Regions from separate parts of the Homo sapiens genome. Here region 2 is linked to region 1. A link is an interaction called in ENCODE POLR2A ChIA-PET data of the cell type or tissue named here. Cell type or tissue: GM12878. All regions are shown on one strand. Each heading gives the region's core, and the rest is flanking DNA. Links, peaks and the distances in the headings are about the cores only. Region 1 has its middle 270 kb from the start of LINC01440. Region 2 has its middle 370 kb from the start of LINC01440.

Region 1 (4,404 bases), core at 213-4,212:
GGTTTTGAGATCAGCCTGGGCAACATGGTGAAACTCCATCTCTACAAAAAAACACAAAAAATTAGCTGGACATGGTGGTACATATCTGTAGTCCCAGCTACTTGGGAGGCTGAGGTGGTAGGATCCCCTAAGCCAGGGGAGTTTGAGGCTGCAGTGAGCATGGATCACTTCACTGTGCTCCAGCCTATTTCTTTGACCCTGTCTCAATAAATAAATAAATAAATAAGATTTCACTACTAATTAGGTGCATCCTGATGGAATTATGCAATGATACTTGTACATTTATTATTTATTTTTGCCCAAATAAATCAAACCTCTGACCAGAGTTACATTCAATGACATCATGGGGAAGCAGAGAGTGAAATCCGGTATGTGGGGACAGTACTGGATAAATAGCCCAGTTTCATTAACAAAATTAATGGCAAAGAAGAAGAATGAAGAAGCAGTTCTTGATTTAAAGAAATTTAAGGGACATATTGAAATGTAACATGTGGGTTCAGTGGATTTAAATTAGAACCAACCAACTATAAATAAATAAATAAATTTCCAGTGTTGATAGTCAAATTTTACCTATATATATACAAATTTATGAATCAATCTGGTTTCAGCACAGCAGGATTTTATTTTCCAGGTAATGTCCTTGAGAATGCATGCTTTCCTTCATCTTTCTCTTCTGCCTCAGTATCTTGCAGCCTCTTTCTCCTCATGGAGGAAAAGATGGTCTCTGTATTTCTGGACTTCCACTATTCTTTCTGCTCAAAATCCCAGGAAAATCCCACTTCCCTCTCTCCCCCAGCATGGTGTGCACTTACTGACTTGCTTCCAAGAGCAGAGTATGGAAAGCAGGCTCAGAAGGGTGAGGCACTGACATTACAGTGCAGGAACCTGGCAAAACTGCTTCATTCATATGCAGTGCATTATATTAACATCCTATAGAATAAGTCATAGTGATAGTACATACCCTTGATATGATGTGTTGAGAAGGGCACTTCCCTTCTGTGGCGTTCTTCCCACAAACCCATAACTCAGTCTAAGCAAAACAACAAACATCAGACAAACCCAAATTGAAGGATATTTTAATAAATACCTGACCAATAATGCTCAAAACTATTTAAGACATGAAAAGCAAGGAAAATATGTGAAACTCACAGACAAAAAAAGCCTAAGGAGACATAAGATGCCTAAATGTAATATGAAATCCTGAGGAGGAGAAGATCTTAGAACAGAAAAAGACTACTAGTGGCAATACTAGTGAAAATCAAATAAAGCATGGAGTTCAGTTATTTAAAAACAGATAAACAATAACCAAAAATGCAAGGATTCCCAGGGGCTGTGTTTAATCACAGGTTCAGGCTTGGCAAAAAAGCGGCACCAAACCAAACCAACAAACCCAAGACACAAAAGCAAGTTAGTGCTCATGATACGGTTGATGTAATGGCTAGTTTGAGTCATAGAAGAATTCTGTGGTGGGTTGTTGGAGCCCTTTAACAAATAATCACCTGTAGAAGAAGGCTTCCTTCACCAGAATAAATGAGGAGCAAGCAAATCATAGCTCTCCACCATGGGCAAGGGAGCTACATGCTTCTGGGCAATGTCAGGGCACAGAGCAGCAGAACTCCAGCATGTGTCATACCAAATATTCTCTAAATATATTTAGGTTGGTGCAAAAGTAATCATGTTTTTTTTTGTTGTTGTTGTTTTTTGTGTGTGTGTGCCATTAAAGGTCATGACAAAAACCACAGTTGCTTTTGCACCAACCTAATAGCAATTTTGAGAAAGACGCCTCCCCTTAATTTCTTTATTTCTTTTAATCCTTCAAAACAGAGGTATTATGCTCACAACTTAATCGATGATTTACAGTTTCTACATCATTCCACTTTTTCCTACATACTGGAAAGTATTTTTAGAGACTCAGAGAAGTTCATTTTTGAATTGACTCTGCATTATTGGACCAAATCCTCAGAATCCTTCAGACAGCTTCCTGGAATGTCCTCATTACTATAGCGTTTAACAGTGAGCCAGTTTCTTAGCTGTTGAGTCCTATACATTTAAAGGAATTGAAACCATGAAGGCTCAGGGAACTTCAGCTTAATCTGAACAAACTGGAATTACTGGATATCACTGGCTACATCTGTCTGTATGAAAGCATAGTCTGTAGATCTAATAAAGTGCTTTGGAGGTTGGTTTTAATATAAATTTTAACTATTATACATGTGTCAAGAAGAAAGGAACTATTCAAAGATAAGTGTTTCTAGTCTTTCTTTCTTCTTTCTCTTCCCATAAAGTCCCCTTTGTTACCGTGGGTTGACCACCTTTTTAAGGCTGGCAAGAGAAATCAAGACAGAGGCAGTGCTGGTGACATGAGGAAGAAGGCGAGTGTCTCACTAGAAGAAATATCATAAAGCTACATCCTGAGAAAAAGCAAAGGCCTTGATGGCAGACCAGATAACAGAGAGGCATTTCAGAGTTCAGAATATTCACAAAATAATTCACATTCTTGTAAAATACAAGCCCTGTGAGGGCAGAAACTGTGACTGTCTCACTGACTATTTTGCCATAGCACCCAGTGCAAGGCTTGGAACACACTGATAAATAAATCATAAATAAAGACAGCAAAACAAAAACAAAATCTAAATAATAACTGCTGAGTTACTTGAAACTTTCGGAAAAGAAACACCCGAAGGAATTTCTAGGAAGTTTTGTAGTAATATGGTGACAAAATTCACTCTTTTGGTTCCTCTGCAAGAAAGTACAAGCAACAACTGAGGCTGTTGAAGCCAAATCTGTAGTTCTTCTTGGTGTGTGTGTACATGTCTGTGTGCAGGTTTACATTAAGGAGACCAAGCAGTTACAGATGTATTCATTTATAACACTCATAAACACACACCATTACTCTTATCCCTACACTCCATATTTACATTATAATTATATCTGTGCAATTGAAAAATGAGGAAAAGGCACATTTGCAAAAATTACTGCTTTCCCATTTCACACCTCTGTCACTCATTACCACTGTGTGATCAAAGGAACTTGAAAAATTAAAAGGACACAATTCCAAAAATAATTATCTAATGCCCAAAGGGGTCTGGGATAGCTTAATTTTGACTAGAACTAAGCAGATTTGGCTGAATCAAATATTGCTTCCTTGGTGTCACAAGGCCATTCTTGATGATCTTCATAGTGTGTATAAGGTAACTCAGATGTTTTGTGGGTGACAAAGACTCTTTGGATGGAAATCAGATGCTATGACAACATCACAAATAAGAGAGAAGGCAGAATTTTAAAGACGTAAAGACTATCGTCTCTGACTCAATATACCTGTACTTAGTTTATGGTCTTATCCCAAAGCTTTATACATCTAGGTAGAGAGTAAGTGTAAACTCCTCAATGCTTAATGTTTAAGAAGATTTTATTGCTGTAACCTAAGCATTGGGTTTCAACATTTCACTCATTTCTGGTCGTCTTTTTGTTTCTTTTGTGAGACTGACAATAGGTGGATAATCTTGGGAGAGACAGATGCTTCTTTTTTAAAGCAATCAATTGTCACATTCCATCTATAAAGGGAAAGGAATTACTAAAGAGTAAATAATGGTTTTATTATTTTTGCATTTACTATGTAACAATTGATATTTATTGTTTTTTAATCCATTTAGTATCCTGTGATTTAATTAACACTCTGAATTCTATAGATGTGCATACACACATATATAGAAAAAATATATACTGAGTTTTAGTGTCATGGTTAACTTTAATAGAAAGATTCAACAGAAGCTATAAAATGAAGATGAATGATTAGGATAGTTTGCTATGTTTTTATTAGAGTATGAAATTGTAGTTTATTTCTATTTTTTAATGACGGGAGTGTATTCTGAATCTATAATTTCCCTGGCTTTGTATCTGAATAGGTCTTGATGGGGAACAGACAGTCTACTTGGAAGAGGTAATTAGAGAGGAATTAATGAATGAACTATTAATGCAAAGGTGTAGGCAGATTAGAGAGAAACAATAAGTAAGAGAAATATTCAAGGACTCACCAAGCCAGGAACCTATGCGCCTTTAGATATGAGGGACCACCGGAAGGGAGCTTATGTCTCGACTAGACACATAGAGTGCTCAGATTAAACATTATTTCTGAGTGTGTTTCTGAGGGTGTTTTCAGATGAGATTAGCATTTGAATCGAGTGGACTCAGTAAAGTAGATTTTCTTCCCCAGTGTGAATGGATATCATGCGATCTACAATCCATTGAGGGCCTGTATGACACAAAAAGCTAAGGAAGGATAAATTTACCCTTTTTGCTTCCTGCCTGCCGACTTGAGCTAGAACATCTCATTTGATCTTTTCTGGCACTTGGACTGGAATTTGGATGCCCTGGTTCTTGGGCCTTTGCACTAGAACTAAATTA
Region 2 (4,404 bases), core at 100-4,099, 97 kb before region 1:
AATATGAATTCTTCAAGGAAACCCACCCAGACCTGTGCCCCTAACCCCAGATGAAATGAAATATTCCTAACACTTTCCTAGCAACCAGTACTTTGCTGTAACATTTACTGATGTCAAAATTAAATAATAATGATTATGTTTTAAAATTTCTATTCTAATAATTATCATTTCTTCTGGAAATGAAGAGTATTCCTTCAGAGTTTCATAATCTATGTGTGGGAATCTGGACTTTTTCTATGGACAAAAGAAAGCTAATAAAAGAAAATACACATGAGAAAGAAATGATCAGATTCATATTCACAATATATAACTTAGCCTGAGTGCAGGGGATGGGAAGGAGAGGGAAGCGGGAAGGACCTACCAGTCAGGGAGGCCAGTTAGGAAGTCTGTGTAGATGAGCCCCTGGTGGAGTCCCAGCATAGCACTGATGAAGATGGAAAGATGTAGATGGAAAGATGATAAAATGGGTAGACTTGGGAGGGAGAAGAAATGATCAAGAATTGTGGATTGGAGACCAGATGCTCAGAAGTGGAAGGCAGGGCCAGGCACGATGGCTCACGCCTGTAATCTCAGCACGTTGGGAGGCTGAGGCGGGTGGATCACTCAAGGTTAGGAATTCAAGACCAACCTGGCCAACATGGTGAAACCCCATCTCTACCAAAAATACAAAAATTAGCTGGGCATGGTGGCAGGCACCTGTAATCCTAGCTACTCGGGAGGCCAAGGCAGGAGAATCATCGCAAGAACCTGGGAGGCCGATATTGCAGTGAGCCAAGATCGCGCCACTGCCCTCTAGCCTGGGTGACAGAGTGAGACTGTCTCAAAAAAAAAAAAAAAAAAAAAGAAAAGAAAAAAGAAATGGAAGGCAGGAAAAGCTGATTTCTGAGAAGGTGATGGCAGTCAGCTCTGCACCATCGTATGCTTAATTAAAATATCTAATACGGTTTAATTAAGTATGCAATGGTGCAGTGCTTCTGAACACGTGGGATCTTGACCAGCTACTACAGCATCTCCTGGGAACTTGATAGAAATGCAAATTCTCAGGTCCCCACTCCTGACTCGCTGACTCAGAAACAGAGGGGAGAGGGGAGAGGGGAGAATCCCAGTCATCTGAGTTTTAACAAGCCTTCCATGTGATTCAGAAACATGCTGCCATTTAAAACCAACTGCAACAGTGCTTCAGTGTTTGGGTATAAGTATCAGCTCTTCCACTTAGCAGCCTATGAGACCTTGACCAGGTTAGTTCATCTTTCTAAATCTCCTTTTCCCTCCTGTGTAAAATAAAGATTGCAAGACTTATGTTGAGTTAGATAAAGCACATAGCATTATAATTAGCAATTAATAGTTATAATGCTTGATGTTTTTTGTCACACACACATGAAAACATATATCTATGCCACAGCCTTTGGTAGCAAATAAAACTGACTTCCTTGCTGTCTGTTGGGAGGAGAAATGCTTGTAGAGGACCCTTAATTTATCCAGCAGGAAAAGAGCTACAAATTTATTCTCCTATGTTCTAATCATAGCACTAGAGACCAAAGAAAATTTTTGGTAAGGTAAAGGATTAGAAGCATGTGTAATTATTTTTCATGAAAGCACAGGAAAGTTGATATTAAAGGCCTTTAAAGGGACAAATCTCAGCACGTTGTACTTTTATGTTTGAAAGGGAGAGAGAGAGACAGGTTCAGGGCCAGAAAGAGCAATGATCCATAAGGCTGGTACTTTGATTAGAGGAAAGGCTACTGGAATCTAGTTAGGCATCCATCCTTTTTACTTTCAATTTCATCCTTAAAAGTTGTCTGGATCAGGCCAGCTCTGTCCGCCAGTTCTTAACTACAAAGAGTTGGGAGATGGTACCTCAAGACAGCCCATCTTCTTCAATCATTTTGAAGGAAACTTTGGCGATAAAAGCAGAACTGTGAGCAGGTACATTTTAATTCATAGTTAACAAAAGAAACCATTTTCATTCTGCATGGCCAAATACCAGGCTATTAAAAAAAATGTATCAATGTGATAGGGGATGCTAAGCAAGGCTGCATATGTGAGTATAACTGACTGGTAAAAAATAAATTGAACATGAAAAGACTAATGCTTTGTCAAAGTGGAACAAAAATGAGCAAGGAATACAAATTGCTGGAGATAATGGTTGCCATGGCAATTGTTTGTCCAGGCCCAAACTGTGGTAACTTAGGTAAGAGTAACAGAAAATGAAAGCTTTTAGTAGCACTTCCCCACTATGATTTTGTTGCTGCTGCAGGCTTGGTTAGTATGACTCAATATCCCTTCCTGGCCCTCTGGAAGCCCCAACACAATTATAATTTGCTAAATAAGGAAGAAGGAGATTTGCTTAAATCCCACTCGGAGCAGCAGGTCGTTTCTGAAATCATCATTATTTACCAAACACACCAGACGTTTCAATGTGGGGTGATGTGAGTTGGCACAATTTTTCTGATGCCCCACTCCCCCAAAAAACAAGTAGCTTCCTTCTACTAAAATATATAGTGGTGGGATTAAAAAAAATCAGGGTTGCAAAATGCTGGATTGAAGAGGTAACACAACACCAGCAGCTCCATTTTCTTTCCTATGCATGGCTATCGATAGCCATTTCTCCCACATGATTACCCATCTGTTTGAGATGCTTACTGCATCATGCAAATGAAATGCACCTGTTTGCAGAAAGACACGAATAATCTGGTTTCCAAGTATTCTTGGCTCTCAAACTTGCCTTTATTGACTCCGTGTGTGTGTGTGTGTGTGTGTGTGTGTGTGTTTTCCTTTCATAATCAAATTATTCTGACTCTAGATTTTCCAAATTCATCTTTTCAACTTTCCTATGAAAGGTGTTTAGGGGAGAAAAACTAAAATAATTAATGAATCACATGGGAAGAGAAGGAGATTTTGGAGGAGAGGAATGGTGTAGAAAATCAGGTTGCCCATTCTCCTATGTTCTGTAACCATAATTTAGAATCTTATCTTGCATGGTTTGTTGGTGAGAAATGTTAACATTTGCATTTCAAGGTAAAGAAAGGCTTTTACTGATGGCCAGTCACCAGGGAAACTTAATGAGAAGTTACAGTGGTTGGATTTGTAGCAACTTGTTTTCTGTAGTATCCAGGCAGCAGACGGCTTTGTGCACACAAATACAGAAAGTGGACTGCTTGTTAGGTATCATATCTAATTAGCTAGAACCCAAAAAACTTCTGCTAATGATATTTTTATGCCAGGAGAGTTTGAGACATTGCACTCCAGTTTGGATGTTTTTAAAGAGTAAGAATCTGCAGGAATTACACACACAAATAAAACTGTTAACAGATACTTAGAGCTGTACACCTGTTACATCATTGGATTCTCACCACAATAGCATGAGGTTGGGTATCAGTTTTCTATTGTTGCTGCAACAAATTATCACAAACTTTGACCTGAAATAACACCGTTGTATTATTTCACAGTTCTGTAGGTCTGAAGTCCAACACACGTTTTGCTGGACTAAAAGCAAGGTGTTTGCAGTGCGTTGTTCCTAACTGGATGCTCTGGGGAAGGAACCTGATATCATGCGCATTCATGGTGTTGACCGAATCTGGTTCTTTGTGGTTACAGGACTGAGGTCCCCGGTTCCTTCCTGGCTGTCATCTGTGACCATCTTTAACTAATGGAAGCCTCTGTCCAGCCCCTGCAAGTAGCCCCTCTGCATCTCTGAGCTAGCTAGAGTATCAAAGCCTTCTGCTTGGAATCTCTCTGACTACTGCCACTTTGCCCTGCCTCCAGGTGCAGAAAGTTCTCTCTAATTAAGGACTCATGATTGGGCCAACCCAGATAACCCAGGGTAATCTCTCTATTTTAAGATCATTGATTAGTATATTCAATTATATCTGCAAAGCTCGTTTTGCCACGTGGCATCACATATTCACAGGTCCCAGAGATTAGGAGGTGAATGTCCTTTTTGGGGGACATTATTCTGGCATAAAAGGTGGGTAATATCATTATCTCCATTTTGCAAAAAGAAGGCACTAGTTAAGGTGGTTAAGTAACCCGACAGAGGTAACACAACTAGTAAATGGCAGAGTCAGAATTCAAATGCTGTCTTGACTCAAGAAGTCAATCTTTCAAATACTATACTGTATTGTTTCCAAGTGACTAATTGGTAATGTAGGTGGAAGTTATTATAAGCACCTTCTCCCTCCTGCCTCCAAATGCATTCCTTAATGTGCAAGTCATTTCATACTGAGCTGGAAATTATTTGTCAGAAAGTATGCATGGAAGAATTAATACTGTGGAGATACTCAGGAGCAATATCAAATAGCCCTTTAATAGCTTTTCATCCAGTTAAATTGATCAAATTGTACTGGAGACGCATGGAAATTCTCAAAAATGCTTCCTCGACCTCCTGTAGTAGATTTCATTATG

What was found. ChIA-PET counts read pairs that join two places held together with the same protein. Peaks named below come from ENCODE experiments on the same cell type or tissue, not always from the same donor. Only the 100,000 strongest peaks of a DNase experiment are listed, where the experiment ranks them.
Region 2: POLR2A ChIA-PET joins it to region 1 with 5 read pairs; 2 of 35 experiments call an interaction of 5 or more read pairs at or near these places.

The regions. Positions count from the first base shown.
Region 1 is chr20:55,147,078-55,151,481 of GRCh38, forward strand. No RefSeq gene overlaps it. Among named protein-coding and RNA genes, the nearest start is that of LINC01440, 270 kb to the right of the region's middle. In GM12878, for the core only: no CTCF peak of the experiment used is centred there; no DNase peak of the experiment used is centred there.
Region 2 is chr20:55,050,465-55,054,868 of GRCh38, forward strand. No RefSeq gene overlaps it. Among named protein-coding and RNA genes, the nearest start is that of LINC01440, 370 kb to the right of the region's middle. In GM12878, for the core only: no CTCF peak of the experiment used is centred there; a DNase peak (open chromatin) is centred at 2,203.